2 separate regions of the Mus musculus genome follow, and region 1 is linked to region 2. Evidence: chromatin loops called from intact Hi-C (ENCODE). Cell type or tissue: left cerebral cortex. All regions are shown on one strand. Each heading gives the region's core, and the rest is flanking DNA. Links, peaks and the distances in the headings are about the cores only.

Evidence for each region. Hi-C counts contacts between places; a loop is a spot of excess contacts. Peaks named below come from ENCODE experiments on the same cell type or tissue, not always from the same donor. Only the 100,000 strongest peaks of a DNase experiment are listed, where the experiment ranks them.
Region 1: a loop joins it to region 2, with 4 times the contacts of the local background. A loop is called at or near these places in 2 of 42 quality-filtered maps.

The regions. Positions count from the first base shown.
Region 1 is chr15:9,854,682-9,871,139 of GRCm38, reverse strand. No RefSeq gene overlaps it. Among named protein-coding and RNA genes, the nearest start is that of Spef2, 110 kb to the right of the region's middle. In left cerebral cortex, for the core only: no CTCF peak of the experiment used is centred there; no DNase peak of the experiment used is centred there.
Region 2 is chr15:10,296,844-10,313,301 of GRCm38, reverse strand. All of the region lies in intron 2 of Prlr (prolactin receptor), which reads right to left. Among named protein-coding and RNA genes, the nearest start is that of Gm41269, 53 kb to the left of the region's middle. In left cerebral cortex, for the core only: no CTCF peak of the experiment used is centred there; a DNase peak (open chromatin) is centred at 6,600.

The DNA of each region.
Region 1 (16,458 bases), core at 4,236-12,235, 440 kb after region 2:
GTATGTATTATTTACTTATTTATTCACTCATTTATTTAATTATTTCTGTATAATACTCCAAAAAGCTACAGCCCCAAAGCACTTCTGGTGCTAGACTGTGCAATGTGTTCATTGTATCTCAAATCATTGTCAAAGCAAACATGGGGTCTTTGTAGCACAAAATGACTTCTGTAGAGCTTCCCACTTCTCCCTGACTCACTCTACTTCAGAGTCAAGAAGGTGAGTTTGGATGAGAAACAATGTGAGTAGCAATCCTTGGAGTGTTTTCCTGTATAACCTGTGGCTCCTAACAAAGTCAGAAGATGGGGAAGAATGCAGGAGCTAAGAAAACAGTAGCACAAAGGTACTCACAGGAACTAAGGCTAGACAGGCACTTGGGTGGGAATTGCATGAATTTTCTTATAAATTGCCTTTAATTTTTAAGCAGGGCAACCTCAACATGCACAGAAATACTTATTTGAGCCTCCTTCTGTATTTTGGAAATCCACGAGCCTCGATGATTGCAGCTTCTACCCAAAGAGGGAAGGCCTATGATGCTGTGGGTGGAAAGGAAGTGGGGGGCAGACTCCAGGTACCTCACTCTTTTACTCATCTCCTTGTCAGGTTATGACAATTTCGTGCTTCTGCAAATCCACCTGCCAAACAATTCCAGGAACCAGAGATTTGTCAGCGAGCCACAAGCACAGAATTCTTACTTCTGGGCTCAAGAGGCTGCCTCTCAGCACAGACAAGGTTTGCAGAGTGTGATGAGAGCCACTGTGGGCTGGATGAGCAGAGTGTGGTGATAAAGAGGAAATAGGACTTAATAGTAGACCTCAGTGTCATTGTGAAGTCAATCACCACCTGCTGCACATAATTTACTCCCCTTTTGGTGGCTACAGGAAGTTCCTGGAATTGGCGTGCAATAAGGACAGAACCCACCCCTGAGTGAGTAAGACAGTCAGGCATTCAGCTGGCTGTAGAGGCAAACAGGCCAGGACTGAACAGAGGTTTCAGCCCAGTACATTTCTATTCGTTTTTCTCTCCAAGAACTACAGCAGGGGGAAGATTCATTTTCAGGTGCGAAAACATTTTCGCACCCTCTTACATGGTGAAAAGCTGCTGTCTGTTTTTGCCTTTCATTTTCTGTCCCCCTAAACTCAACTTCAGACCAGCCCATAAAACAGGCAGAAAATTCCATTGCTTAATTTTGTTAGTGATGACTTTGTTTTCAGACATGACGGGCACATTTTGAGTTTTGTTGCTATTTTATTTCCATAAAAGAAATAGTTTTCCATGACAGATACTCAGTTCCTCCTTAGGCAAAATGCTAGAAGATAAAAAGAAAGAAGGAAAATTGTGTTTCCTACTCTGTTTTGCCTTTGTTCTTGATATTAGTGTTCAAATCTAAAGGCTACAGAGGAAGAAAACTGCAAAATGAATGTTTAATGATGTCTATGTATGTGAATGCATACATAAAGGAAATTCATATTATATGTTATAAGTCTAAAAGATAAATATAGAGAATATATCAAATACATGTTATACAAAATAATGTTCCTAGAATATAGAAAATAATATTTCATGTGCATTGAGTAATATATATATTATTTGGCCCTCACAGAGCAAGTCAATAATATACTAATTATTTCAATACATTTTAATGTTTCTAATTTTTGATTCATGAACCTAGGACATGCATCTTTCTTTCTCACAGTAGTCTAGAAAATGACCCAGAAAAAAAAATTCCTCCAAAGCCTGCTTTCAAGACCCGCTACTTTAGATATAAGTATTTCATGCCACTGCCTTGAGAGCTAATGAGAAAAGTCAACCTAAACCTATTTCAAAAGCAGGATCTTTACCCAAAGAGTATCAAATATTTTGGGAAGATATTACTGAAATTATTGGATATTATTATTTGCCTGTGAATAACTTTCATCCTAAACATTTAGTCTTTTTCATATTTATGAGTCATAAGCCATATTCATTCATCTCTTGACTATTTACTTTAAAAATATTCTTTCTGATGAAACAGAAGTCTGGTTCATAATGAAAATGGCAAAGAAACTCCCCTTACTTTAGCTTCCTTACATTAGCTGACCTTGGGTTCACCTCTTCCATTTTTCTTGTAAGAATATTTGACACACTATTATAAAGCACCCATGGAGACCTGGAAATGGGATATGAAAGGCTGTAGGTAGTTTGGTTGCAAAGATATAGAAGTAATTGATGCCCATGGGTCACCCCTGAAACCTTCTACCCACTCTTTAACACACTGGCCATGATGCAGGAGTTTGACTTTGTCTGGTTCCTATTGGTATGGTTTAGGCTGTACTGAGCGCTTCTTTACTGTCTGGCAGGAAAGGATGCTCCAGGCTCATTTTCTGTGCCCACTCCACTTCTTTCCTTTTTTTTTTTCCCTTTTAGATACTAAAATGTGGGGTATTGGGTCTAGTCTATCTTTCAAATAATTAAAACTCCTCTGACTCACAGGATTTACTTTCCAGATCCCCCTCCCCCTAATTATAAAACAGAGCATTGCTTTGTGATCAGACCTCAGTCTCCTAGAGACTGCTGATAGTCCTTGCTTGGACCATGGAAATATGGCTACATTTACTTTTGGTTAGGATTTGCTGTCGAAATAAGTTACCTGGATTAGGTTAAGATGTATTCATTTTCCAGCATAAGAAGATTATGGATAATTTAAGGTAAGCTGTTACTAAATTTAGTGTTCTGTCTCTTTGCTGTTAGCAGTGTGGAAAGTTGCTATCTCACATCTAAGCCACATTGGATGTATCAGAAGCTACTTTCTAAACCTTAAGTCCTTGCTCTCAGCCGAATCTTAAGTCATCTTGTCTTGACCCTGGCAATTACTTTCATTGAAATTGCAGAAGGCAGTTGCATACATATACTGTAGTGTTACATATACAATACACGTTGCTTGCCTAAGAGCTTTGCAGTTATTTGAAAAACAGAAGTGTGAAGAAGTATGTGCTACCTACACTGTAAAATCTCAAGCAGTTGTTTATGTCAATTACTGCTTTAGAGAATTCTTAGCTTAAAAGGGTTCAGGATAATCACTTAGAATGTTTTCTCTTTCCACTTCAGACACATTGAGATACAACACAGGAGTACCGTTTCCAAAGTGGTTACACTGTGCTTTGCACCAAACCTATAATCTATTTTGTAACCTGCTTTGCAGAGTTTTATGGTTGAGGTGCCCCTGGGTTCCTTGTGTGTATTTCAGGTACCAATGACATCTCAGATTCTTTTACATTGGAACCTTGAAAGTAATTTAAATGGAATGAAGAGGGGTCTTATGGTCCAAATCTAAGCACCAGACTTGTAGAAGTCTAGTCACAGTTATGACACATGATACAAAGTACCCAGAGAAAATTGGTAATTTCTGATGTAGTACTTCTTAGTTTCTAGCCCTGCAAACACTGGACAAACACAAACATAACCAACTTGAAATGAAATAGAGTCAACGAATTTTCCACAGATCAAACATTTAAAGAAAATTGTCTGTGTGTTCAGCTCTCCTTAAATGTATGAACTCGATGCTTTACTATACGTACAGAACTTTTTAATTACCTTTCCAAATGATGTCTTATACATTATGCATGGATGATTGTTTAAGGAGACAGATAGCCTTATTCAAATGTGTGTCTGTGTGTGGTGTGTCTGTGTGTGTGTGTTTGTGTAAAACTTTACCAGTTCTACAATGCAATCAAAAACGTGCATGAGACCTCCCAGTTCAAGAATGAATAAAGGGAACCTTCTGGGAACTCTCTGAGGTTCTAGAGTGCCAGGTACTGGGTTCTGGTTTACTGGAAATAATAACTACTCCTGGATGATTTTAATGTGGGTAGCTAATGGAAAAAAAATTGAAAGGTCTTTTATTTGTTACATACTCTTGACTTTTTATTTCATGCAGTTAGCTCTGCATGGGCTTACTATAAACATAGGTGCCATTGTTGGTTCAATAACTGACTTAGTTTTGGAATTTTTTTTTTTTTTTGATTACAGGTTTTGTTGTATCCTGCAGTAGAATCTGAACATGGTACTGAACATCCATCTTGCTTATCATTCTACCCATAGTGCTCAGCAAACTGATTATTCAACTCATGATATTTTTGTTGAAAGAAGTAAGTGTCTGAGTTCGAGGCCAGCCTGGTCTACAGAGTGAGTTCCAGGACAGTCAGGGCTACACAGAGAAACCCTGTCTCAAAAAACTAAAAAAAAAGAAAAAGAAAAAGAAAGAAAGAAAGAAAGAAAGAAAGGAAGGAAGGAAGGAAGGAAGGGAGAGAGAGAGAGAGAGAGAGAGAGAGAGAGAGAGAGAGAGAGAGAGAGAGAGAGAGAGAGAGAGAGAACTCAGGGGTTAGGAGTACTTATTGCTTTTGTAGAAGACCAGGGGTCAGTTCCCAGCATTGTCTCTCTTCTGTCTTCTGTAATCCCCTTCATGTGTTCACTGTATTAGAATACTGGGAATTATGATATGACTATCTTTGTATTCATTATTCTACATACCATGTAACTTTCAGTTAATTTTACAATTGGGGCATTTGTGATAGATTCCCAACCAATCTCACTACGAGTCACAGGCACTAGCCAAGTAAAGAACACATGAAGAAAAATAAAAGACATGAATCTTCATTTTCTGTTACAAAACACAACTTTCACCTAAATGCCTTCTCTAGAAAAATGTGTGGGAGTTTCATACTTACGCAGAACAGTAGAGTTCTGTAAGTTCAGGATGGAGTGTTTGAATGTTTATCTATCAGAGACTAGTTTTCTATCTCAGCCAGAACAGTAGTTCTGAACCTTAGCTGTACCCAGCGACAACCAGAAAAGCTTTACATCAATCTATAACCATAGTTTAAGCAGTTAAAACCTAGTAGTTAATAAGCACTTCTCAGTGTCTAGAACAGTTTTAAATCACTGTACTACAAAGGTAATGGTGAGAATCACTGTTCCATAAGCAAAGGCCTAGCTCACATATCTTTCCAGATTAGATGACATTTTTTCATATGTTTCTAAACTTTTTATTCAATTCAGAAGAATCACCAGAACAAATAACCCATAGTGATTTTAAAGCAGCCTCTATCATGTTTATTTTCTCAAATTCATCTACCTGACTAAGAGGCCTATTTCCTTTTGAGGCTCCATTCTAGATTTCATGTGTTCGCTTGTTTGTTGTATTTTCATATGTTAAATCAAATATAGCTACTTGCCTTAAACTTTTCACACTAGAAAGTTTCATAATTTTTTCTTGAACTATGCCAGTCGTTTCTTTAATTGCATCACCTGTAAAGAACTTTACAGAGAAATGAGAAGGGCGGTGGTGATTTTCCCTCTCATGGCATTCACTAAATTCATCTCTCTCTTTTTTTTTTCTGGTTTTAATGCCATGAGCACAGACACAGTGAACCCGTATGATCTTATTCTAACATCCATTCCAATACCCTTTTCAAAGTGTGGGGCCAAACCTGATTTCTAGGAGTCTTGCATAGTCAAGATTCTTGAATCCTTCTCAAGACTTACTGGACCCAGCATTCTGGGAGTGAGCTTGGAACTGTCTCTAATGGTTTCATTTAAACCCAGTTAAATCCCAATCTCTCTCTCTCTGTCTCAGTCTCAGTCTCTGAGTCTCTGTCTCAGTCTCTGTCTTGGTCTCATCACCCACCCTGCCCCTGCTGCCTCCAGCCTTGTAACTGTCAGGAACCCAGGAGCAGTCTCTGTTTTTGAATATTCACATCATTGAAATGTTAAATGAAAGAGCATTTTTGCTGTCTACTGGTTTTTATTGTTTTTAATATTAGTTAGTCAAGCCCTGCAGATAATTTTATGCATCAACTTAACTAAGCGTGGGTGTCCAGATTTGATATTATTTATTTATTTGGAAGTGTTTCCTCATAAAATCAGTGTTAGAATTGTGGTCTCAGTAAAATACACTAATATCCCCATTTTGGGGGGAATGTCATCTAACCTGTTGAACAAACATTGGGAGAGGGAGGCATTCACACATTCCTCCACATTCTTGGTTTATCTGCAACACTGCTTGAGCTGGAAACTGTATTTCATCATCTTCAAGCCTCAAGTTGGGATTTATTTCAACACATTTCCTGATTCTCAGGCCCAAAGTCTTGGCAAACTCTAATCCCATGAGATGTTCTGCTTTCCGATCCTGCACATAGCAGTCAGCATGGTTGCTCCATAACCCAGTGTGTCATCTGTGGTCAATCTCTGTTTCATTTGCTGGCTATTGTGTACTACATTTCTGTGTATATATGTAAATACAGACAGATACTCACATCCATTACACACTGACCTACTTGCAGATGTAGATTTATAGCTATGTATTCTACCAGTTCTGCTTTTCTAAAGTACCTTAATTTACACAAATCTTTGACTGTGCTCCTTCCACAGGGCAAGATTACACAGGGGAAGAGATTTGTATTGCATAGTATAGTGCCCAAATCTGAACAGGGTCAAATGCTCAGACAGATGAGTGAAATGACAGAATCCTGAGCACTGTAGACAGTAAACTGTAAGGCTTAGTTGTGTGAGAGGGGCTGCCAACAATATGATGCTCTGAGCTTGGCTGGGGGGTGGGGTGGGGGATAGTGAGCAGAATCCCAGAAGAACTGTTGTTACATCACAACAAACAAAATGAGAGCAAGCTGAAGGAAATCTCTAGGAATTGTGTAACTTTCTGCAAAGCTATGTTAAAGATTAGCTGAATTACTGAAAACAGTAAACCACCCAAAATACACAGCTAAAAATACATAGTTCAAATAGAGGCCTTCTAAAGAATAAAAATTAAAAAAAAAAAACAAATACAGTCTTAACAAAATAGCATGATTGTTATGGATTTTATGGTTTTTCAAATACTTTAATTATTAGGAAGATGTTTTAAACCATGCCAATGTGTTCTGTGGTCTGGGGTTAGAAATAAATACAGCCTGAAGCCAATTTTTCATGAAGCACATGCATGTTAAACAGAAAAATAGGACTGTGGAAATGGTGAAGGCTAATTACTGAAACTGATCAGTGATGGGTCTGGAAGCCTCAGAGTCACATCCTTGGTGGGCCATCTGCATCCTAGTGCATGGTTCCACAGTCAGGAGCATCCAGATAGCACAAATCGTAGTCAATGGGTACATGCAAAGCAAAGCAAAGCAAAGCAAAGCAAAGCAAAGCAAAGCAAAGCAAAGCAAAGCAAAGCAAAGCAAAGCAAAGCAAAGCAAAGCAAAGCAAAGCAAATGAATGAAGATAGAGAGATAGAAATAGGTCTGGAAGGATTTGGGAGAGGAGGTAAATATGACCAAGGTCTTCTGAATGAAGTTCTCAGAGGATTGGTAAAGACATTCTTGCAAAGAATGGAATAATATTCTTTTTCCACAAAAGAGAAGTGTTGAAATTTCAAAGAAAAATTAATGAGTTGTATTATTATTTTTTTATTAAGAAAGTGGTATTTATTTTAGCTATGTATGTTAACTATATATTAAGCTTTTTCATTACAAATATGAAATATCAATCTGTTTGGATGAAAATACAGCTTAAATAATAAACAGCAATAAGATCATTTTCTAAAACAATTGCACAATATTATTTGATAATTGTTGTAAGGTTACCTACTTCATTCAAAAAATAATGAATAATAAGATAAAATATTTTTACTTTGTATAACTAAATATCAGCATATTAAAATAGTAACGTTCCCATTTTGCTATTTTAATTGATTCACCTTATTTTCTTAGCTTCTTTCGCCCTTTTCCTGCTACCATTGTGATTATGAGCAGCCTCAATTGTGCTTGAGATTTTACATTCATTTTATTTATCAAATTATTTGTTTACCTTCTATAAGTTATGATTCAGAAGACATTTAATTACAGAGGCGGTAATGCTTACTATAATATACATGACACAGTATCATCAGAGATCTCCCTGGGGAGAGAAATTCTATGCCCAAGCATGTTTTATGCACATCTCTATTGGCAATCTTTCTCTCTGCTGTTTTGCCCTCTGAGGTAGCACTTGTATTCTACTTCCTCATGTGTGACAGAAATATTAGTGTGAGGAGTAATGGAGTCACTACATATTCACACGTAACATGTTGCTACCAAACGTCAAGCTCAAAACAATATACTTTTATTACCAGACCTTTGACAGCTGCTTGTTCTAAGCCAGAGAATAATAAGGTATGGCAGTCTAAAGAGTAGCTTGAAATGAATGAAGGACTTTGAAGATTTATGTGGTCTGCAGAGTTTTGGTTTTTGGTTTGTTTGTTTGTTTGTTTGTTTGTTTGTTTGTTTTTTTAAGGTCTTTTGTGGAGCGAAGTTCTCTATTCCTCATTAGGTGTTGCCTAGTTATTGTTCCTCTGAGCATCTTCCTAGGGTGCCTTCCAAGATGGAACTAGTGAATTGGAAAAGGGTGTATGGTGTGGTGTGGTGTAGTGTGGTGTGGTGTGTGTGTGTGTGTGTGTGTGTGTGTGTGTCTGATGTGTGTCAGGACAATGAAGCCACAGAGCACTTACTTCATTGAATCTCACAGCTGATGCACCTTTACTCCTGTCCTGTTATTTTGGTCACACAAACCAAGGTTGATACAGAGAAGACAACACTATGGTGAAAATGAGTAGTGAGACTGTTGGAACATGATTCCCATGGACATCACTTGAAAGTTTACCGTATCTTCATATTGTCCCTTGAAAGCAAGAGTTGTCACATGATCTTTTGATTTTTTCCTGACCCCAGCTGACACAGAACTGATGAGAATGGGATCGACCCTTTTAATTTTCTTCCACAGTTATAGAACCTTGGTTTAGAATAATAATAACAAGTGAACTCAGAAACTGTGAAGATAGGAAGAATATTATTTCAGAGAATTTTAGGAATTGCCATTTAAGTGTAAGTTCAGAGAACTGAATCCATTTCTGATGAAGGCCAATGTGGGAATTTACATGTTATGAAGGAACGTGGGCTACGTGACTAGAAGTTAAGTAATTAAAAAGAAAGAATGTATAAACACAACAAGAGACTCCATAAAACAGGATCCTGATAACCTCTTGATATGCATCGTGAGTCTCAGCCATGAGGAAAAGATCAGGTTTAGGTCAGTCAGGTCCAGATGTGTGTTGTCAAGGGTGGAGGTGACTGGCAATGTTTACATTTCATACCACAGCTGGATGGTTGCTTGGTTCCCTTTTCTAACTGCCTTCCAACTCCAAAGGCTCTTTCACTCTTACAGTCATAATTTTTCATTTATTTCCACAAAGACAAAAAAAAAAAAAAGCCCTCTGTGATCCCATGTGTATTAAACCAAAATAAGACACCATACAACACGAATGGGCAATTGAAAGAGTAAATCGGACTGTTTTTCAAAGAATCCAAAGTTGTATGAAATAAGATTTGTTTTTTAGATTACCTTCTTCATAAAAACAAAACAAAACAAAACAAAAAAACATCTATCTTGACAGTATCTGGAAGGTTCTTTTTTTTTTTTTTTTTTTTTTGGTTTTTCGAGACAGGGTTTCTCTGTATAACCCTGGCTGTTCTGGAACTCACTCTGTAGACCAGGCTGACCTTGATCTCAGAAATCCGCCTGCCTCTGCCTCCCAAGTGCTGGGATTAAAGGCGTGCGCCACCACTGCCCGGCACTGGAAGGTTTAAGCAGTCAAATTTCAACAATTATCACTGAGGCTAAAGCTCTATGCCTGGGGCTTTTGAGAAGGGTGCTGGTCTGCAAACTTCAAACTCTTGAGATTCAGGGCTACTGCAAAGCTCTCACTGAATGTTACTCTTGTAATGTTTGGAACTACTTGAAATGACATAAGAGTGAGATTTATGTAAAGTAACACAAAAATTTGCAGTTATTCAAGTAATGGTGGTATTCTGTTTAACTATGGTCATGTCAGATCCTCAGTGTCCTCTGACATTAGTTGCTTCATAGTCCAGTTCGTGCCTTCTACCACTGTGAAGACCTTTTACAGATATACATCCATTTTTTTCTAAAAACACTGAAGGAAATCACAGTAAAGAGCAGACACACAGTACCTTACAACGAAAAATAAACCTATAGCAATTACATAGATCAACACTTCTGCCTAAAGGGTAGTACAAGAGTTGGGTGGGTCATTAATCCTCATTTCTTTTCTGGAGAAACCAAGTTTGGATTCTAAAACATACATGTCAGCATGCAGACATCCATTACTCTGGTTCCATAGTATCTACTTCCATCTTATGCTCTCTGTGGGCAACAGGCTCACACACTATAAACACATATATACAGGTAAAACACTCATTTTCACAAAATTAGAAAAAAACTAAAAATGAGATGAATATATATATATATATATATATATATATATATATATATATATATATTGAGTAGAGTTGCATGCAGTTTGTTAAAAGTAGAAGGTCACTCAAGGAAAGAAGAAGACATTGAAGAACATGGGTTTGCCTTCTCAAATAAGAGTCTTAACTTAAATAATTTATCAGAAGCTCTAGGAAAGAGAAATAGAATAGGTTGGTAGCTATGGGTAAACAAGAGTGGGAATGTGAGACTCAAATGGGAAGGGGGAAGGAATAGGGAGTGTAGGAGGGACTAGAGAGAGGGACAGCTAAGACTAAGGGCCTTTTGAGGGATAATGTGGAAACCTAGTGGAGTAGAAGCTTCATGTGTATGTATGTGTGTGTATATGTGTGCATAATTTCTATGTCTACGTCTATGTAGGAAATCTAAATGAAAGAGAATGAGGGGGAGACAGAGCCCCAACAGGAAATCTCTCATCTTAAAAAAAAAAAAAACATTTCCAGTAGCTGAGAATGGATTATGTCTAATCAAGTTTTTGACCAAAGGAGTCCCATAGCAATCCCTACACAATCCACACTATTGCCAAGGATCTTGGTTGCTCTCCACGAACTGATGGTAAGGCCCCATTACTGAAGATAACACTTACACAACTCACTGAACAGTGGCACTGGTGCCTACTTAGAACTGTACCCCAACTGACTAGTGTTTATGGTACCGAAAGGTAGTCTGCATGTTTTCAAAGAAGAAAGGTAAACACCAAACCAGCTACAAACTCTTCCCATCTATGTTGGTAAATTGCCTGCAAGATGTGTTTTTGCAATAGTGGCACAAATCTTGTGAGAATAACCAATCAATATCTAAGTGGATTTAAATCCTATTCCATGAGACCAAACCCATCCAGGCAAGGCAAGAAACCGAGATGAGATAGCCCAGGTGTTAGGGGAAAATCCAATACTACTTATCTGCTAAAGGACTGTATCCACAAAATGACTCATTATGGCATCCTGCTATGCTTGTAAATCAGTGCCTGGCTCATCCATCCTCAGAGAACTTTCCTCCTGAAGCAGATGAGAACAAAAACATAGATTAATACTCAGATAATATGCAAAGAGTGAGAGACCTTGGAACCATCAGTCCTAAATGTGATGTGTTCTTCAAAACCCTCTCCACTGCATTCAGATAAGTCTGCAGACAAAGCAGCAGAAAGAATATAAGAGCCAGAGGGGATGGAAGACACCAAGGAATTAAGGCTTTCTGAAAACATCAAGATTGGTGGATGGATGAACTCACAGAAACTACATGAGGGTGTCAGTGCCAAGAAGAGAAGTGGATACAAGCCCCATCCCTACCCAAAACCTATCTATAATTGATAAATACTTGCAAACAAAAAACTAGTTTTCTCTAATGGAGTGTCATGGCGATGCAAACCACTCTGATGTTCAGGCTCCGTAGAGAGCAGTGCATTGCCAGCATATAGTGAAACCAATGTTGTCATGGAAGCTCTCTCTCTCTCTCTCTCTCTCTCTCTCTCTCTCTTCTTCTTCTTCTTCTTCTTCTTCTTCTTCTTCTTCTTCTTCTTCTTCTTCTTCTTCTTCTTCTGCTGCTGCTGCTGCTGCTGCTGCTTCTGCTTCTGCTTCTGCTTCTTCTTCTTCTTTCTCTCTCTCCCTCTCTCTTCTCCCTCCCTCCCTCTAGCTTACAGGTTCTTTGCAGTTATATTGTGTTATTTGGTTTTAGGATTTTATGGAATTACCTTGTGTACAGATTTATGTGACCCTACATCTCTTTGTGTTTCTTGTTCCTCTTTTGGCTCTTTTCCTTATCTTTGTTTTTTCATATTCTGACTTGCTTGTTTTTGTTTGATCTTATTTTATTATTTTTTTTTTTTTTGTTAATTAGATGTCTGTTGGTTTCCTAAGGAGAAACAGAAAAATATGGGTCTGAATGGGAAAAGAGGAGTTGGAGTTATGGGAGGGGAAACCATATCAGAATGTATCATATAAGAATGTATTTCAATAAAAGAAAAATGTGAAAAGAAAAGAGTGGGACAGGGCAAACTCCATGAATTTAATAGTAATCTTTGAGATGCAACTTGAGAGTCAAAATGATATGCATGGCTACTGTTCAGCACTTAATACTCTTGTTTGAGAATTCTATTTTAAACAACAAAGAAGTTACTTTACATACCAAATTTATACTAAATAGGGAAGGACAGGTCACCAATATCTTAAATTAATCATAGCAAATAAGACACTGGTGAAACTCATATAAAGGAAAGGCTGTGTCAGTCGTAAGTTTTGGTCACTGAAGAAGCCTATTTACTTATCAGTAAAACGACTTCATAGCATAAAAACACTGTTACTCAGCAATCCAGGAAGCAAATGCTTGGAGCCAGTTCTGCTTTTCCTGGTCCCCATGACCCTGAAGTCATTCCAGATGTCTTTTTTTTTTTTTTTAATAGCAGGTCATTGGCATTCTCAATTTATATGACTCAATAACTGCTCTTTTCTGTTCTTCCATTGCACATGAACTCTAAAACCCTTTTCCATTTAATCCTTAGCCCCTGTTTTCCCTTGACACATTATAAAACCTCATGATAGTATTTTATTCTTTCTGCCTCAGAGCATCTTGATTTTAAAATACGCTGAGTTTAATCCTTTATGTTATCGATCAGCAAGGAAAACATCCTCCAAAGAAGTTAAATAGATTTTCCAGGGACCAAAATATTACCTCTTTTATGTGTCTTCCAATTTTAAAACGATGCAATAATACTCCAATCTCTTTTCATATTATCCCAACCCTTTATTCTCTCTGTTTGTATGTTTTCTAAAGTTGTGTCAAATATCTGAAGAAAAGTTTACTTTGATTCTCACCTTCGGTTTTATTCTGTGCATTTGGTCCAGTTCCTTTTGGTTCTATTAGAAGACAGTGTATCATGTCAAGAGTCCATGGCCAGGGACTACTGCTCACCTGATCTTACAATAAAACACCTAGAGAGAGGAGAGAGGGAGGAGATAGGCGGAGTGTGTTTGGGGGCAGGGCAAGGCAGTGACACAATTCTGTTAACTATGCCCCACCTTCTAAAGCCCCACCCTCTCCCAGTACACAGATAGTGAGCACTAGGCTTCCAGAACATGAGACTTTGAAGGACGTTTAAGATCCAAATAGTGACATTCATCCTCTCAGAGATATAGAACTATGTATTAGGCGACTATGTCAAAATTAGGATTGGTTATTACATCAAAACTAATATATAACAATGATTATGTAATATGTCTACTGGGCCATACACTGCATGCGTTGCGCATTGTTTAACTTCCCACAACATTGTGAAGTAATAGTGTTGTATCTTGTTTCAAGATGGATGCAGTTACATACAGGAGGACTGTCATGTACTCCAGTTTTTGTAGGTAAGAAACACATCTGGGATGTCAGCTTTCCCCATGTATCCTCCACCAATGTGTCAGCAGTGGAAAGCAGGCTCCACATGTATATTTCTGTGAGAGGGATTAAATAAGCCTAGATTAGACATCTACTGTCTCCAGCTGTTTCAGGAATGTAGTGTGAGTTTAGTGTTCACCTTGACCATGTGATAAAGCCCTCTGAGAAAAGCAATTGCTGGGGTCGGGGGTGTCAATGTGCTTTTTAATTAAGGAAAGCACTTACCATGCTAGACTTCCTACCTCCACTCTAAAAATACTGCTTCATTATCTTCTCTATGCCCACAAGATCTACCAGCCATGCCTACATACCTTAAGAATGGGAGAGAGATTTTTGGAACTCACATATGTCCAGTTTTGAGGACCAATAACATAACATCACTTTTCTTATATAAAACATAGATATGCTTCTATCTGTATATTTGCTGTATCCTTTTCCTATAATTATTTTCTGAGAAAAGGTCTTTCTCTGCTTTCAAGACTGATCTGTAACTTCTGAGCTCCAATAATCCTTCTATTTTAGCCTCCCACATAACAGCTGGGACTCTGTGATTATGCCACAGTAACTGTGCCCCATAATCTTATGCTAAATAATGACAATAACAGGGCACAATTATGTGGAAAACTGGCCACTGTATTCACAATTTCTTAAAAAACAGTCAGACACTTAATAAGTTTTCAGTATTATCCTTTTTAAAATTACTGTAGAGCGGTAATCTATCAAAAATTGTTTTTTTTTTCTTTTCTTTGATATCATACTCTTTAAAGCTTAAAAAAGCTAAGCCAGTGGTCATAGCAACCTCTGCAGGAGGACGTGCTTGGCAGTAGCAGTCTTGAAAAAGAAAGTGGGTATACTTTCCAGAAGACATTGCCAGCCTTTTGTTTCAGCTTCTTTGGCAAACAGTATTAGAGGCATGAAGAAACCAGGGGACGCTAGGTTTAAGCAATGCTTCTAAATCATGGAACTGGTAAATGAATATCTAATCATAAATAATTAAGCAAAATGTGGTTTGAAGTCTCAGAGACAATCAGCAGACACATAAAGCTGACATGCCAAATCAGAACCTCAGATTAGATTCATCTGTAAATAATTAAAATGTCTGAAGTGTCTCAATATCAGCCAACACATGTGAGGAGTTAGAGAAAATGATGACATTGAACAAGGGAACTCGTAGGAGATAAAGATCTAAAACTTGATTTTTTTAATATATAATTTTTATAGAATTCTTTTCTCTTCCCATAACAGGGCCAATGCTAATTTATTTTTCTGATGCTGTAACTTCACTGAATATTTCAGAGTGGGCAAATCATAAGGAATACAGGCAAAGACCGAAATAATTTAATACTGGAAGTCTGAGAAAACTTTACTCTCATCTTTTTGACACCTGCTTCTGAGGGCTTTCCTGCTGGGCCACTTCATGGTGGAACAGAATAAGAGGATGCACAGTAAAGAGAGCTCACTTTCAAAACAAAGCCATTCTAAAAGAAATAACCCATTAGCCCATTGATTTGTCAAGTTATCAATGAAGTGGATTATTCATGAGGACTTTATTCTCACGATCCAACTACTTCTTAACAATTTCAATTGCTCCTACCTTCTAATGCCTTACAATAAAAATTGAACTTATAGTTTACATTTTGGGGGGACCATTTAAACCATAGAAAATTCATGTTATCTTTTAATTGAATGCATTTTTATAAATAGGCACTTGGGGACTGAGCTCTCTCTACTGTGGCCTTCTTTGGTTGGTAAAGCCGCTTACAGGAAGCACTTGACATCCTCGGAGAGAGAAGCAGACAAAGGCACTGGAAGCACGTGTTCTCTCCTTTGCTCTTCAACCAAGGAAATATACAAGTGTTTCCAATTTACATCCCCGAATAAAAAATTTCAGAAGAAATACCCTCATAGTTAACATATCATCTTGGCTACATGTCACCTATTCTTGCATTCATTCATCAAAATTCAACTGAAATTTATTCAGTTTCTATCTTATAACAGGAACTGACAAATACCATGCACATATTCACATTTTCCTTATTTGAGTGGGAAAGATACAAAGATGTATAGTATGCATTTTGATAGTAATATAATTATCTTACCATAGGTTTTCATCTTTGATTTCTTTATGACAGTCATTCCTTTCTTACTCACTTTGTTAGTTCTCAAGCATCAGCCTTCTCTTCACTCATCCATTATTAAATCATTATCCATGGCACAGGAGAGGGAAAATAGCTACTGATCTAACCCAAAGGTGGGCCCTGAACACTACAATAATGATTGGTTTTACAAAGCTACACATACTGATGCAAAAGTGACATGAATATTATGGGATTAACCAGCCATTTTCTGATTGTATCTAAGTCCTGCTCCATGATATGGAACCCTTTTGGGGAGATAGGCCATGGACTCTGGAGCACATCTTCTTCTATAACACTGCTAAATGGACAAGGTATTAAAATTGCCCCTAATTACTTAGTGCTATACTCATAGAACACTACATAACTCCATGCTTAGAAGATTCCTTAAGTAGTAGATGACAGCAAAAAGACTCTCAACTAGTCAAGGAGCAGAGAACAAGTAACTGTGGGGTGCTCAGATCTAAATGGAATGTATACAGCCTAGTATTCCCCAAAAGGCTCAGGAAACTTCATAGAACAAGGGGTAAAAAGGTCATAAGAGTCAGAGGTGGAGGGTGACTTTAAGAGAAAAGTTGTTTTTTTT
Region 2 (16,458 bases), core at 1,781-9,780:
CAAAAAAACAATAGATTTTGATGAACGACATATAAATTTCCAGAAGCACATGGTTTTCATTTCCTTTTAAATTTTATTTTTAAATCAAGGGAAGAACATCTAGGAGGCAAAGTTCTCCGTCATAGACTCTTCAAGCATTGTGAAGAGATGTGTGATGAGCCCCCAGAGGCACAGAATCCATCCTCCTGATCAGGGGATGTGCTCTGTCTGCCAAATACATACCACGCAACGGACAGCTTTCTGAAGGTGTAGAACACCTGCCACTACTGCTGTGGAATCACTCAAAAATAGACATTTTAACGACACTGGAAGCTTGGGGTACGCACATACCAACAAGCGGTGCCCTTCTATCGAATGTTCTGGTTGAGAACTGAATCCAATCCATTAATGGGCTCAGCAAAGTTCTGGAGACCTTTTGCTTGCTTTGCCTAGATTCCTTGCAAATACACATCTAGGTAGCACAGTCTCAATCTAACCTACTTCTTTTAATCTCTCAGGGCCATCCTCTTTAAACCAAGTGCTCAGCAGCTTCTGATAGGTTTTAAATAATGAACTTGTTCTAACAGGCACTGGTGTGAGTTCTTCCATCACTTGAATTTTATTTTGTCTTTTTCATGGCCTCATAAGGAGACATTGGTTTCCACCAGCTCGGTTTAACAGGTACAGAGACTGAGTGTAGAGAGATTTAGTAGACTGTTATCCACACGCTGACAGGAGAGAGAGAAAGAGAGAGAGGGGGAGAGGAAGAGGGAGAGGGAGAGGGAGAGGGAGAGGGAGAGGGAGAGGGAGAGGGAGAGGGAGAGGGAGAGGGAGAGGGAGAGGGAGAGGGAGAGGGAGAGGGAGAGGGAGAGGGAGAGGGAGAGGGAGAGGGAGAGGGAGAGAGATCTGGCAAGTCCCAGAGCATCTGAGAAATCAAGAGTTGTGTGATACCTGTGACAGACAGTGAAACTGACCCTTCTATAGAGTGATACATAAGACAAGAGCAATTGACCCATGGAGAGAAAAATACCTGGTTACATGGGTAAGCAGGAGCCAGAGAGCTAGGGTAGACAGAGGTCATCAGTTATGGCTCTACTCGTTCTTAAGGGTGTCTAATGCTGTTGATCTTATTTGTGTATAACCTGGGAAGCGTTCTTCATCTTGAACATACTTTAAACTCAGCCTGGCTTGGGAGTCAGATTCTGCTTCCTGGCTGAAGGTGCTCTAAAATATCCCCGTGTTAAAACTTCCCTCCTCCTTTGGGCATCACATAAAACAACATCTGAGATCACCATGCTATAAATCACCCTTCGTGGGTGAAATCGGGAAACCTCTGCCAGACAGGTCTATGACTGTTTTGCAAATGAAATACTCAGATAGGAATCCAGGTAGGCAGAAGCCAGAGTGGATTTAGTTATTTGTTTGTATTTCCTCTTCTGCTGGTGTAGGATCAAAAATCCTTCTCATTAAAGTTGTAAAAATGCTTGGTGTTCTCATTAGATAACTTTTTTCTACATATGCTGGAATCTGGTCACACCCATGCACTTCCTAATGCCCCAAGCTGCCCGTGTCAAGGAATTAGACACATTCCCAATGCGTTTTTGACAGTGACTTCCCAACTCAATCTTCACCTTATCCTCTGGCAAGGTAACCATGATGTGGTAAGAAAACTTTCAGAGGGAAACAAAATGGCCACTCATTTTGGCTATGCTCAATGTTAACCCCGATCGCACAGTACATAGTTCTTTTGTCCTAGCATTGAGCACACCCTCTCCTGATCCACAGACAAGATTTTATGGTAATCAGACACAAGACTAAGTGAAGTTTTTTTTTTTTTTTTTATCTTTCTGAATCCATTCTTCACTGCAAGCAGATCCAGGTTGAAGGGAGCATGGCCCTCCTTATTGACTGCTTCAGTTGGGGTTGGAATACCGATGAGGACCCACAACTTTGCATGATGGTATAGTGCAACTGCTTCAAATATCTGGAGTCCAGTTAGCAAAACCTGAGCCTTTCATACTCAGCTTAAGGTCATCTTAGGGTGCACACATCCCCATCTCTCTAAGTATGACTGTGATTGACAAGTGAAAAGTCTGTCTCTGAGCAGGTTTACAGTGAGTTCCTAACTTTCATCTGCTTTGTCCATGCCCATCTGATTTGTCTTTCTCACCTCTGGATTCTCAGACTCTCTCATCACCATGCCACTTTGCATTACCTTATTCAGACTCTTCCCATGCCCCATCCTGCTGTGGCACAAATGCCAAGAAAACTAACCATTTTCCCCTAGGTATGCCTTGTGCATCAACAGTGGTCCTACTTAGACCCACTCCTTCCAGAAGCCCCTCTTTATTACTGTTCTCCATTAAACCAACCCTCTTCCATTGAGGTCAACAGCTGAGTTTGCAATCTATAGTCCGGCTCATTCTTTTGGGAACCTAGAATGACTCCTTCCTAGATGGAAAACTAGGCAGGGTCCAATGGCCTACAGTATTCCCTCCCATCCACATTGTGGAAAGCATCCCAAATAATAGGAGACAGTATTACCTTCAAGAGGTAAATAGGACAGATCTGAACTCTCACCAGATCACTGCCTGATGTTAGCTTTTCTGATGTAGTCCTTTCTGCTTATACTTCTCTGCATGCTTTGGCCCACCCACCACTGAGATTATCAATTATAAAAGTCTGAAGGAAGGCTTAACTCTCCCATGATGTGGGATTTGTTTCCATCCTTTGGTGCTAGGAGATACTTCCAGTTTTCTTCTCCATGCTGCTTTTTTTTTTCTTTTGTCACTGTGGTCTCTCTATTTGACTCAGTCTCCTTAACCCTAGAATTGTTCCCAGTAAGCTCGGCAGAATGTCTAAGGATCTTTTTAGCTCTTATAAACCTTGTCTTTGATGGACAAAGACAATTTAAGACTTACTTGAAGAAGAATAAATCTTAGGTATTTTGCAATAAGTTATCATCAAGTGAATAGCTCTATGCTTCCACCTAAGTTGCAAAAGATCACAAAGAGTAGCCCAGAAATCCAACCAGTGCCTCCTCCTGATCTCTACCCCATGCCCAACAGTACTTCCCAACTTCCTGTAATAGAATCGCATCATAAGCATTTAATGAATGTGCGTATCCAGTTTCTGTCATTCTACCTTGTTGTATGATACATTCTGGTTGTTGTATGTAGTTTCACATAATTTATTTTTGTTTTATTTCATTTATATTTTGCTGAATGTGATACTGTAATTTCTACATTAATTCTACTGTTAGGGTTGTTTTTGGTTTTTGGACAACTTTAAAAGCTGTTTGAGAATTTCATATACATATACAATACATTTTGATCAAAGATGCCCCCTTTTCCTCCCCACCAATTTATCACCAACCCTCCCTAACACTATTCCTTTCAATTCATGTGCTTTTTTAAAAACCAAACCAAACCAAACCAAACCAAACCAAACCAAACCAAACCAAACCAAACCAAACCAAACCAAACCAAACTCACTGAATCCACTTAGCGCTTGCTACCTGTACATTTAACGTTGTAGGGCAATGTGGCAGAGAACAGAGAACTTATCAGGGTAAAAACCAGACTCTCCCTCTGGTAGCACTCAAGACCCTCATAAGAAAGCCCTGCACACATAAAGCTCACCAACAATGGTTCTTTACTATAAGCACTGAGTGTACTGCCAGCCATACATTCTTCCACTAACCTAAATCCATTTCTAACATTTCTGTCTCCCAAATGTAAAAAAGCCTCCATAATTTGTAAACTAATATTAAATAAATTTATCTATTAAGTGTTATGCACTGCTAGGTACATCCTTTGGGCTCCTCTGCTCACTGGATCACCTCAATTGCCCCCAGTACTAAATGGCCAGAGGGTGAAATAACTGGGTAAGAACCTCACATGTGCCCCTTGATTCTCAGGAGTCTGACTTTTCTTTCCAATACAGAATGCTAGCATTTAATTTTGAAAACAAAAGACATAATCTTCCCAGGGGGAAGAGAAGAACAGAAGGGATTAGCTGTTTCACACCATGCTGAAGATTAAGATTGTTGTACGTTGGCTTTCAGAGCAATAACTCCAGCTAGGAATAAGGGATCTGCATTTCTTTTATTAAAATGAATCTAGCGCAAAGATGCTTACACCACAGGGTGGTAATTTATCCTCAATTAAAATTTCCAGAAGATCTGTCTCCCTGTGCACCATCCTAAGTTGGCTGCCATTTGGATAACTGCTCAGTGGTTTAGCTAGATCATCATGGTTGTGTGAAAGCTACTAGCAATAGCTATGGAGACACTTTAAAACATTCACTTCTGAGTTTGCATACCCCATTCTCTTCCTGTTTCAAAAACTGAAGAGGTTCCTGAGAGGAAGCTGTGCTGTGTACGGCCATGTGCTGGGTATGCAGACAGCTGCATTCTGTAAGATGTAGAGTTAACTAGCAGAGACAGTGCGGTCCAAATGGGAGCTGGCACAGGTTGGTCCAACATCAGAGTAGTGTCCCAGGGAGTTCTATCTTCAAAGCTAGATGTAGCAAATTACAGTTCAGTGCTGTATTCACTTCTGCACTAGGGTGATTTTAACATGTAGATGCTTACCCAAAGGTGGAGGCATCACACCCATCTCCTATTACACTAACTCACTCAACTTAGAGTCCCTGCTGCCTCTTTTTACTGCAGAGCTTTGTTTTTAATCAGCTTTTTTTTTTTGGCTTAAAGGAAAGAATAGGAATTGGGTAAATGTTAATTCTCCCTGTCCAGGGCAGAGTTTGGACAGATGTTAGAAAATCCATGTTGGCCTGAGGTCCAGAGGAACCAGTTACTCATGAGATCATCCATCAATAAATAACAGTGCAAAGGCAACATGTTTTGGATAGAATGTTTCACAGCTAGCTCCACAGGCTGCAGTGGCTTTCAAACCACGATTCACACTCCCAGTGTGGGAGAGTTTCCATTCCTATACTGTGTCCCCTGAGCTTCGGAAGATGGTTGGGCGCTCCACATCCACAGCTTCTGCATCTGTAGTTTCATCAACTCCAGACTGAATGCATTTGGAAAGCATTTGCATTGTAACCAAATATGACTCTTTGTCATTCTCTAAATAGGGTAGTATGATAACTGAATGTATCATTTAGCTTATATTAGGCATCATAAATAATCTTGGAATGATTTAAAGTGTACAGGAAGATGTGTATAGGTTATGTATACATAATATACAAGAGTGGGGTTGAGTCTGAACCCAACCCTACCTTCCTCCTTTTCTGTCTCTTCCTCTTCTTTTTTCTGCTCCTCCTCTCTCTCCCTATACCTCTTCCCCTACCTTCCCCTTCTTCTTTTTCTCTTCCTCCTCCCCCTGGTAGTAAGGTTTTAACCTAGGGCTTCACATGCTAAGAAAGCCCTTTATTACTAGGTATAACTCCACTCCACTTTCCAACTATATTTGAGATAGTCCTGCCAAGTTGACTATGTTGATCTTGAACTTACCCTGTGTCCAAGGCAAGCTTTGAACTTGTAATCTTTGTGCTTTATATGGCTTCCTCAGTATCTTTATTAATTAAAGGCCACTAGGACCCTATCTCCCTTATTATTCTCATCTCACAGATAAGGGTGCTGCAGCTCAGACATGTTCTATGAACTGCCCAAGATCACATAGCTAGTGGGTGAAGAAGATCTTAGGAGTTGAACACCAGAATTTGTATATTTATCGCATGCTTTCTACTTTATATATCTACAGAGGACCACTGATCCTACCTTTAAGGAGCCCCATCTTAGACATACAAAATGTACCTGGTATGAGAGCAGGGAACAGGTAAGGTGACCTTGCTACCACAGACTGTGACTTCTCCAAGGCTGTTTTCCCTTGTTTTGATAAGGGTCTCTATGCTCAAACCAACTTCCCAAAGGTGGCTCTAATGCTGGGTACTGTGTGAGGCCAATAGTAGTTCTTCTTTTATAGTAGTAGACATTCCCTGGGCCTTGTCTTTAGAGACTTTTCTGTATACACTATCTCCTAATGTCATATGTCTCTGGATGTAGGGCCCAGGAAGGGACATTTGAAAAATGTAATTCTGTGACTGACATTGAAGCTGAATTTAGAGAGCTCCATTTAGAGGTAAACAGAGAAAAAGAGAAAGAGAGGCTGCTTTCTCTGAGAAATGCCACATTTGAGACTTCGATGAATGAAGGTCAGGTGGTGGTGGGACAGGCTAAGTGGATTATTGTCCCCAAATATTTTCTTATTCCGAGTCATGGGGAAGCATGTATAATTATAAGGCATACTGAGTCATTATGTTGGAAAGGGAACACACTGCAATCCAGTTACTTTAGACTCATCCATTTGAAAGGTGGTGGTGACTGGGTGATACTTTGGCTGCATCCATCCATCCAGAAACAGTCACAGGACGTGGCTGAGGTTTTCTTTTCTAAGTTATGGAGCTATTTAGTATAAGATAATAAATCCTCAATTGGGTGGCAAAACAAGAAGGCAAAAAGTTCTCCAGAGCCCAGAGGAGCCCAGATAATCTCAGCAGCACCAGAGTCAGCCTGCTGCCTCTTATAAAAAGAGTTTTTTTAAAAAAATGAATGTTGTTTCAAGTCACAGAAATCTCACTGTAGTTTGTTTCTATGGCAAGCTGTCACTACCAAGAGGCCACTGTAGTAGGAGGAGACATATGTTTTGCCAGATTGTTAGAAGAAAATTCTGTTTTACAGAGCTGTATGTGTATGTGTGCATGCGGTTTAATTAAACAGAAAAGAACCTTAGATTCCTTTTAAAACATGAGTACACACAAATTACTGTTGGTAACAAGCTTATCTATTTTTGTGTGTTTCTTAATTTCTTGAAACAAGCTTGGAAGTAAATGGAAAATTGAAAACGAAAATAAAAAAGATTAATTATCGGTTTACTGACTCCCTGGCTGCCTGTTTGAGATTTTTGGAGTTTTTGAATCCAAAAACTCCAAAATGCACTGAAAGGAAACCAAAGACTTGAGAAAATCTGGTCCAGGTTCATCTCTAAGCCTGAGGAGTGTGAGGGAGGTCCAGTTCTTCCCTTTTCACAGTGACTGTGTGGCCTTGAGTAACCCATGGCCTCCTTTGAGCATCAATGGGAAAATAGCCAGGTGTCTGATGGGAATATCTTTAGAGCACTGAGGATGAGCTGTACCTACATCTGAGAAAACTAGTAAGTCCAACAAGAAATTCACCCCAAGAATATGTCAAAATTATCTCTTCTTTCTAAGTTGTACTTTTCTTTACCACTTCAGTGAGGATATTGAGAGTCCCTCACAAGAGAAGGAAAAGGATCCAGAACCTGCCACAGTTTGGGTCTATTCTTCCTTTCTCTCTACAGCTAAAGTTCTTCTAACTGCTCCTTTTATGGTTACATGGGGTCAGATGATTGAGCTGTGGCATTGGAGAATGGGGAGAAAGGCTACATTTTTTTTTTTTGGTCTAGTCTTGACCTTTAAAGCTCTTTCCATAAATACACTCTGCCCCTCCACATCCTTGTCTGCACATTCCTTTCTCTCTCCTGGCCTGTAGTAGTTTGTAGACTCAAGAGATCATGGAACAGAAGGGAAGCTCTAGAATTCCACTCAGAACCTACTGAACTTTATAGGGCTGAGAAGTAACAATCCAGTTAGTAAGCTTTGTAGCTAGAGACTGAGTATCGGAAATGCTTGGTTTTACTTAGCCTGACTAATCTATGAATAATCTGGAAATGGCTGGCTATTACTGCTTACTTTGGGTGATAACTACAGTATTCAATCAAGTAGTACCTATGAGTAAGTAAACCTTTGATGTCTGGTGTGCTGATTCAGTGTCACTGTGAACACTATTATCAAAGTCATTTTGTTCAGCTTCTATACCATTCGCGTTGTCACTTTGCACACATTCACCGGTGCAGTAACACTTGCTGAATGACTGGTTGCTTTACCATTTTCTCCCTTCTTTGTAGTGCCAGGGTTTGAACCTAGAGCGTCAGGATTTTGAAGTGAGCAATCTACCACTAAGTTACAAACTCGGACTGACTCACTTATAGAAAACCATAAAGAACATAATATTTTCACCCCTTCTCACAGTCTCAGATCCACGGGGGTAAGGAGAGGAGCAATAACATGTACCCTTGAATCAGGGAATTCTTTCTTCCTATTAAGATGCACTTCAAGTGACTAAGGTCTTGTGCATTCCTCCAATACCATTTCATGTGCATTAAACTGAACTCAGCAACAAATGTACTAAAACATACAATGAGATTTGGCTCCAACAGATGTACTAAAACATACAATGAGATTTGGCTCCAGGGCATCTGGCTAATAGCCAAATTACATAAGAAATATAATTATTGAAAATTGAAGGAATGTGTGGAATTTCAGCAGCAAACAAAACTTCGAGTGTACAATCTTCAAATGAAATAAAATGATTTTTAAAAAATGTGTATTTTTCAATGAAAACACATCACAGGGTAGCTATGTATCTAGCTATGTAAAGCATGTTCTCAGTTAAAAAATATTTTAATGAATTGGATACAAATGTAAATATTATTTACTTCTATGACTTCTTAATCAGAACACTGATATCATTTGTGAACATATCAGTTATAGTGAGTGGCATGGTCACAGGATGCTATACCGAGAGTAAATACAGACCAAAGACCCTTAAATCAGATACCTAGGACACAAGGATCCTCAGTGCCTAGCTATTTTCTTGTTAGCTGTCTTTTTTTCTTCTCCCGACCTTTCTATCCTTCATTGTTTTTGCTCCCTAAAAATTTTAATTTAATAGTTAATAGCTGTTTTTGCTACTAACTCTCTTCTAGTAGGCCTAAACAGATCCATTTCATTCCATCGCTGCTTTTGATCTGCAAAGTTGGAAAGCTAACATGAAAATAAAAATTTAGAAAGTTGAAGTCATTTAAATGATGACAATAAGTTGTGAGGGAGGACCAAAGGAATTTTCCACCTGTCTTATAGATAAATGGCTTTCATTACATGTACTTCATCCAAATGTCTATTTGGTTTGCTTTCTGGATCTCATTTGTGTTCCAGAGAGTTGAGCTGCTTAGCTGAGCTTTAAGTAGTGGTGTAAGGTAAAAGCAACAAAACAGGTCCCCTGTCAAAGAGTTGTTGGCCAAGGAAAACTGGATTTGATTTTTGTTTTTTTATTTTTTATTTTGAGAGAGATAGAGATAGAGATAGAGATAGAGATAGAGATAGAGATAGAGATAGAGATAGAGATAGAGATAGATGGATAGATAGGTAGATAGGTAGATAGGTAGATAGATAGATAGATATATAGATAGATAGACAGATTGGTTGGGAGGATATGGGAGAGGGAATGTGATCAAAATATATTATATGAAAAATTCAAAGAGTAAATAAAAACATGTCAAAAGAAACTATCAATTAGAAAAAAAACAGAGCATGCTTAATGTCATAAAACTCAAGTGTGGCTCTAAGTTATGGAAGGAATACTTCTCTGTATCTCTGTATTTCTTAGGTCCTCCATTACACTGCTATTTATCAAGCAAATCGGGGCCCCACTTTCCATTTGACTAGTAGTTTTCCCAGGTCAATGAAGTAGAACAGGCCTAGGTAAACATCTACATACTTTTCTACCATAACAATGACCAGGCAATCCCCAGCAAATCATTGTTACTCTTTGCTTTATAAGAATAAAATGACTGCCTGTTTCCATAACATCTAATCAGCACCATGCCTTATAACGACTACTCTCTGAAACTATGAAAGGGATAATAGTTTGGGATGTCAATACTCAAAGGTTAGTTCAATTTTCCTGTTTTCCACAAAGACTCTACTTGGGAATCACCCATAAAGATTTCAGTCCATAGCCTGGCAGGCACCAGTGTAGTCCAAAGGCTGTCAGCTGAGTTTTAGAAACAGAAATTGATTTAATATTATCAAACCAATGTGATTTGGGAGAAAAATTGGTCGCTTTGATGATACTCTTAGTTCTATCAATGGTCAATTTATTTGAAACTATAATAGCCTGAGATGCTTTTCTTAGGTGTCCTTAAGTGGCAGGGCTCACACATACCTGGGTGTTTGGGAAAAAACCTCTGCATGCCCTTTATGGTCTAAAAGATGGCATTACACTCCCCACTTGTTCTTTAAAACTGTAGGCTCATGTGCCAAGCACATGGGAACCTGGGTATCCATCAGATTAAAATGAGAAGAGAAGCAGGTCATGGGCAGTTTATACCCTGCACAGTTCAAGGGAAGCGTTTCCAGCTTCAGCACCACTGTTCTGAGTCCATGGTAGAGCTTACACATGAACAGAATGAAGGGTGAGTATTGAAGTGTCACAGCTTCCAGTAGGTGGCCTTCGTTCTCACCAGGCACCCATCTGGAAACTACACTCAGACCCTTGTCACTCCAAGCATTAAAAAGAGCAAGGATTTTGTAGTTTGACAAAGCTGAAGGGTTCTCTGGCCACCACACGTTAGATACTTGGCAAAATTCCTTGTCTTGTTCTTCCAACAGTGGCAATATTTGCGCCCCCCCCTCCTTATTTTCCCTCACACTTCCCTAAAATCTCTGCGTCCTACTATGGTTCCAAACAGTTGTATAGTCAGCCCCTCCTTTTGTATTTAATTCACCACAAAGCTCTATTGATTTCTAGAGCAATGGTAGATGATACTTAACATTGGGATCTTATTAATCCTACCATATAGACTGTTAAAATAAGTCTTTGCCCAAAATGATGTCTCTCTTTCCATCCAGAACTCTGGCTACTAGAAAATATGAGTATTTTTAGAAGCAGCAAAGATAGGTTCATGGTCATCCAATGGAAAGACCAGATACCTCCTGATTCTCTGTCCCATCTCCCATCCAGCAGACACTTTAGGTCTCACAAAGCTGTTGTACAGGGTAGTCCTGATAATGATTTTGACTTATCTTTATGCAATTCCCCACTCTAGTAGCTCTTCAGGCTAGACTAGAAGCTCATTGATTAATTCTTTGTGTATGTGTGTGTTAATCCTCAAATTTAAAACAAAGCTCTATACTCTATGGGTATTCAGTAAATGGTTCTGAGGAAATAACCTGTGTTGAGTGTCTGAGTGTCTGCCGAATGTAGAGAGGTAAGTTAGCAAGGATTTGGGACTTTAAAAAGGCTATTAACACCACAATATTTCATCAAAGAAGCTGACATCTTCTACTTGTGTCATTTAAAAATAGATAGTATGACAATGTTTATTTTAATGGAATTTTAATTTTCAAAATATTTTCATATAAAATATTTTATTTTTACTCTTTTTTTTTTTTTTTTTTTTTTTTTTACAACCCTGGAGGTTTCAGAATGGTATTACTGAGTGTATAAATACATTTGGATTTGTGGTTTGAGTGTACATTGGTTTAACTTTTCTCATATGTTAAGTCTCAAGAATACGGATACACATTGAATCAGAAAATACACTTCAGAACTTTAACCTGAGTGAACCTAGGTGCACAAAACATTAGAATAAAGAGAGTCCACCTCTGTAGTGTTATTTATAAAGCCCAAATTATTAGAAAACAATCTAAACACCAGATCCTAAAGGGCTGCTTAACCAGATCATAGCATAGACAACAGTGGAATATTATTTAAGCCTTGACATAATGTGATTAAAATTTCAATGACTTCCAGAGGTGAAGTGCAGGAATAATTAGATACAGGAAGTAGACATGCCTGATCCTAATGTCTCACAAATGTCTTTGCACGGGTGCTCAGACAGTGGATACGAAACAGATTCATGCTAACACAGAAATGGTGAATCCCTCTGGGAGGGAATATTATTCTAAAGTGGGTAATGACTACTTTTCTAATGTAACGAAATAAAAAGTGACTGCTATTGCAACTGAGGAGGCAGATTTGAACACCATCATTAATGCAACAAAACCAGCTCGCTAAGGAAAACCTGACATTCAGTGGTGTGAACAGAGGCTACCATAGAGTATCGGACCTCTGTGTCTCTGGCAATGAGTAAAGCAGTGGCTGAGAACCAACCTCCATGAACCATTTTTGTAGCTGAACATGTACCTATCTCTCAAGCTAGAGTGAAGGATTTCAACAGCTCTCATGCCCACTGGCTGCTCAGTTGTTTTCGAGACTTCCTCCTACTTTCCCTAATTGCATTACTGTGTCTGAGTGCATTTAAAACATCCAGGAACCCATTATTTGCCATTCAGCTTCTGACAAGTAGGTGAATGGCAGTTTTGCAGAAAATATCTTCTTCAGGGGCCCCGAGAAGGACCAGGCCATCTTATTCAGAAGAAACTTCAGCAGGGCTCCTGGTGTGAGATTCTCTGTGTAAATTTTCCTCTGGCTCAACAGACTTGTAATACAAAGCACTAGGAGCTGGAAGTCTAAAGGATAGTAGTAATTGTAGGTTCACAGACTGGGCCAGGAACACAGAAAGCCTACACATCTCTCCCACCTCATAATGCTCAGAACCAGTCCCAAAGTCAACCCTCCTCTCTGTGCTCCCCTTAGGAGCACAACCTGTCTCTACTTTTCTGAGTCACACTTTATCACTCATGAACAAGATGTTCTTTCAGACTTACTTCTGCATTCAAACATCTGGGCAACTATATCTACCAAGATAATTACTTGCTTTCCCCTTCTCCCTTTTCCATCTTGTTCTTCTTCAGAAGCAACCTTCTGGGCAGAAAAGGTACCAACCAGTCAGAGAGGTAACAACCAGACCCAAGGCTAGTTCAGGGAATAGAGTGAATACTTTCATTGTAGACTTGTTGGGTGGGAATGGAAAGGAGTGAATATATAAAGATCCAGCTGTGAGTGTAGTGGGGCAGGTTAGAAAACAGGTAGATTGACCCATGTTAGTGATTTAAATGTTCAACTATTCATCCATCCACCTACCCATCCACACACCCATCAATCCACCCATCCAGTCATCCATCCATCCATCCACCCATCCATACACCCATCCAACCACCCATCTACTCATCAACTCATCCACCCAGCCATCCACCCAGCCATTCACCCAGCCATCCACCCAGCCATCCACCCAGCCAGCCATCCACCCATCCATCCACCCATCCACCCACCCATCCACCCACCCACCCACCCACCCATCCATTCATCCATCCACCTACCCACCCACCCATCCATCCACCCATCCATCCACCCATCCATCCATCCACCCACCCATCCACCCAACCAGTCATCCATCCATCCATCCATCTACTCACCAACTCATCCACCCATCCACCCATCCACCCACCCACCCACTCACCCACTCACTCATCCATCCATGCATTCATCCACCCATCTTTTCATCTAGCTATGTATAGTTAGATGTAAGAACAGGACATAAAATAAATTTTGTCAGAAAGAACTCCTTTAGTGTACACATACCATCTCTCAAAGAGTCTCCAGTAAAGCACATAAATGACAAGTGTAGGGAAAAAAATGCTCTGTAGGTGTCATGCCTATTGTCATAAATGATCTGACCTGGTTGAGGAGATGACGCTGCTTCCCTGTGGAGGGTGCCTCTCTGGTGAGAACAAACTTCCTTGTCTTGTCTTTGACACAGTCCTATCCACCCAATGAGCCTGGCAGATACCATAAGTTTCTTCTCCAACAACTACTTCTCCCTTTGTTTTTATGCAGAGTCCAGTCAGGCATCAGGCATCCAGCCCCAGGGGATGAGGAAGTAACAGGCTATGCTAATCAGGGCCATTGTAATCTTTTTTTTTTTTTTGTCCAGACTGCAGCCTTAGGAATGGCCATCCCACTAAATTCTAGTGATGAAGGCATAGCAGAAAATTCCCTCTCTGCTGAAAGAAAGAGGGAGAGGAGCCCCCCTTCTACCGTTCATCCTGACGCTGGTTCCTTGAAGTTATCATGACCTGCTAAATCAAACCTAAAACTGATTTTCCCAGAATTTCTTAGGAAAGTGCTACATGCCCAGTGTTTAATCCACCTTTAGCCAGGCATGCTATGGCTTGCTGCTCCAAGTATCCTCTCTGGGGTCATGCCACAAAAAGATGCAGAAGAAGCTTAGAGTCTGGACTTACTCAGCCCTGGGAGGAAGTAGAATCTCCAGAGCATGGCCCATTTGCCTTGGGCAGATAGCAAAACTTGACATAGCTAGCTCAGTAGTCTAACTGTAACGTGTAATGGCTTAGATGAAGAGAAAGGTTGATGCCGACTGAGAAACACTGGGGTTCTGCTGTAATGGAAGGCAAGGGGTGCATTGCTAGGTATGAAGAGCCACACGTAAGTCTTGAGTGTGTCAAGAACAGATGAAATTCTGAGTGAATATGTATTGTTTGACATGTTTACAGCCATGTCAAAGACCAACTCCTCAGATGCATGGGAATGGCAAAGATTGCACGCCTAGTTGGAGCCTTAGAGGGATGGTAAAGCTTTCCTCTGGTTCAAATGCAAATGTTGAAAGTGTGTTCAAGCAGTCCAACTGACCAGTGTGGGCAAAAACTAGCAACACAATTTCTCCTCCTGGAAGTTTTTGCCCTGAGATTGCATAGCTAGTAAGACTTCCTACTGAGATTAGGCACATTCTCCCTCCTGTGCTCTACAGAGTCAACACGCTGAGGTTCCAGGGTGCTGTGGAGTTGGTGCCTGTCTTAGTCAGGGTTTCTATTCCTGCACAAATATCATGACCAAGAAGCAAGTTGGGGAGGAAAGGGTTTATTCGGCTTACACTTCTATACTGCTGTTTGTCACCAAGGAAGTCAGGGCTGGAACTCAAGCAGGTCAGGAAGCAGGAGCTGATGCAGAGGCCATGGAGGGGTGTTCATTACTGGCTTGCTCAGCCTGCTCTCTTATAGAACCAAGACTACCCAAAACTAACAAGCCCAGAGATGGTCCCACCCACAAGGGGCCTTTCCCCCTTGATCACTAAAATGCCTTACAGTTGGATCTCATGGAGGCAGTTCCTCTACTGAAGCTCCTTTCTCTGTGATAACTCCAGCTGTCAAGTTGACACATAAAACCAGCCAGTACAGTGCTGTTCTTTTAGAGTGTGCATAGCCTGGCTAACTTGGCTTTTCTGTATGTGTATCTGCCCTTTATTCGTTCACTCTTTGCTCTTTGTCAAGTTTCCAAGCCAAACAATGCTGGATGTGTCAGCTAGTTGGGAAACATTTAAAGTGAGCATTTTAATTTTTGTTGCCATCTTCAATATTATTTTATCTAAACAGCCTTAGATCTTACTTCCTCTTCACTGTTTTAGTCAGTGGTGGATTTTGTGTTTACAGTTTATCAGACATAAAGGCTATATCTACTCTGCATATCTTTGCATGCTAAAGGAAAATATCGAATCCAATCTTTCATGTAGCCAAGAATGCAAATGACTATTAGACATCATGAATGATGAGTTCATTCAAGTGTGAGAATATATCATATTTGGTTACAGGCTATTGAAAGTCATATGAATGGAAACATTCTAACTCAGTTTTCTAGAGAAATAAAATCTGCCATGATTAAGAGTATCTCAAGGCAGACAGAGTATTTTGGGGGGTAGCATTTTCCACCTGACTTTTGCCAGGAAGATAGACGGTAGACCTAGTGTATACACTGAGACAAACACTGATTTTTTTCTGCAATTACTAGGTATGTTTTTGCTTGAAAGAAGGGGTCTTCTGAGAAGGGCAGCAACAGAATTAGTAACAATTGCTTCTGTCCCCTCTTACAGCAGTTTGAGTAGATGAGGTACCATCAGTGAGCTTGCTGGGGACTCTGTACAGGGATGGAGTGACAAGCTGAGTTTGCAGCATTATCTATGAGGAGGTCATAGCCTTGGAGATGACAGACTTAGGGACCTGAACAGGTGCTAAGTGACTTGTATCTCCAGAGAGAGGAGTTGCGAACTGCAGACAGGTTAGGTGGCTGTTTTCTATTGTTGGTCCTGAATTTCACCAACCTTGCTAACTATGGCTTGTCTCATTCTCTTTCTGTGCCTTCACTCTTTTGTATGTAAAGTACAGAGGGCCACATCTGCTCTTCTTCCCTCGGTGACTCTGTGAGGAGAGACTAAGATGAGTGACTTTGTGGAAGTAATCTTTGTTGACAATGTGCTAGGTAAGGATAAACCACTGCTGTCAGCAGGAGGCCATGACCACACTATCTGCTCCATTACAGGGACAATAATTGTCCTGGAAACCCCTGTGTTCCTTGGACTTGTTATAGAGTCAAAAGTCCCCAGAGAGATGGTACCTTTGCCTTGTATTGTTTTCTTTGGTTTGAATAATCCTAGCTCTAAATAGGCTTTTGTATATGGCTACCAGAGTGTTGCTTTCTCCATTGACTGGGAGTTCATTGGCTTCAATGTGTGAGCACAGCTTAGGATCTTCTTGCCTCTGGATTCAGAAGAAAAGTTTCTTGTTTCACAATGAGTTCACAGACTCCAAAGACTAGACAGGGGAGAAAATGGGTCTCAAAGACCATCTCAAAGATGGTTACTTCTTTGTTTCCTAGTGTTTTGTGGTAGAGTAGTTGTA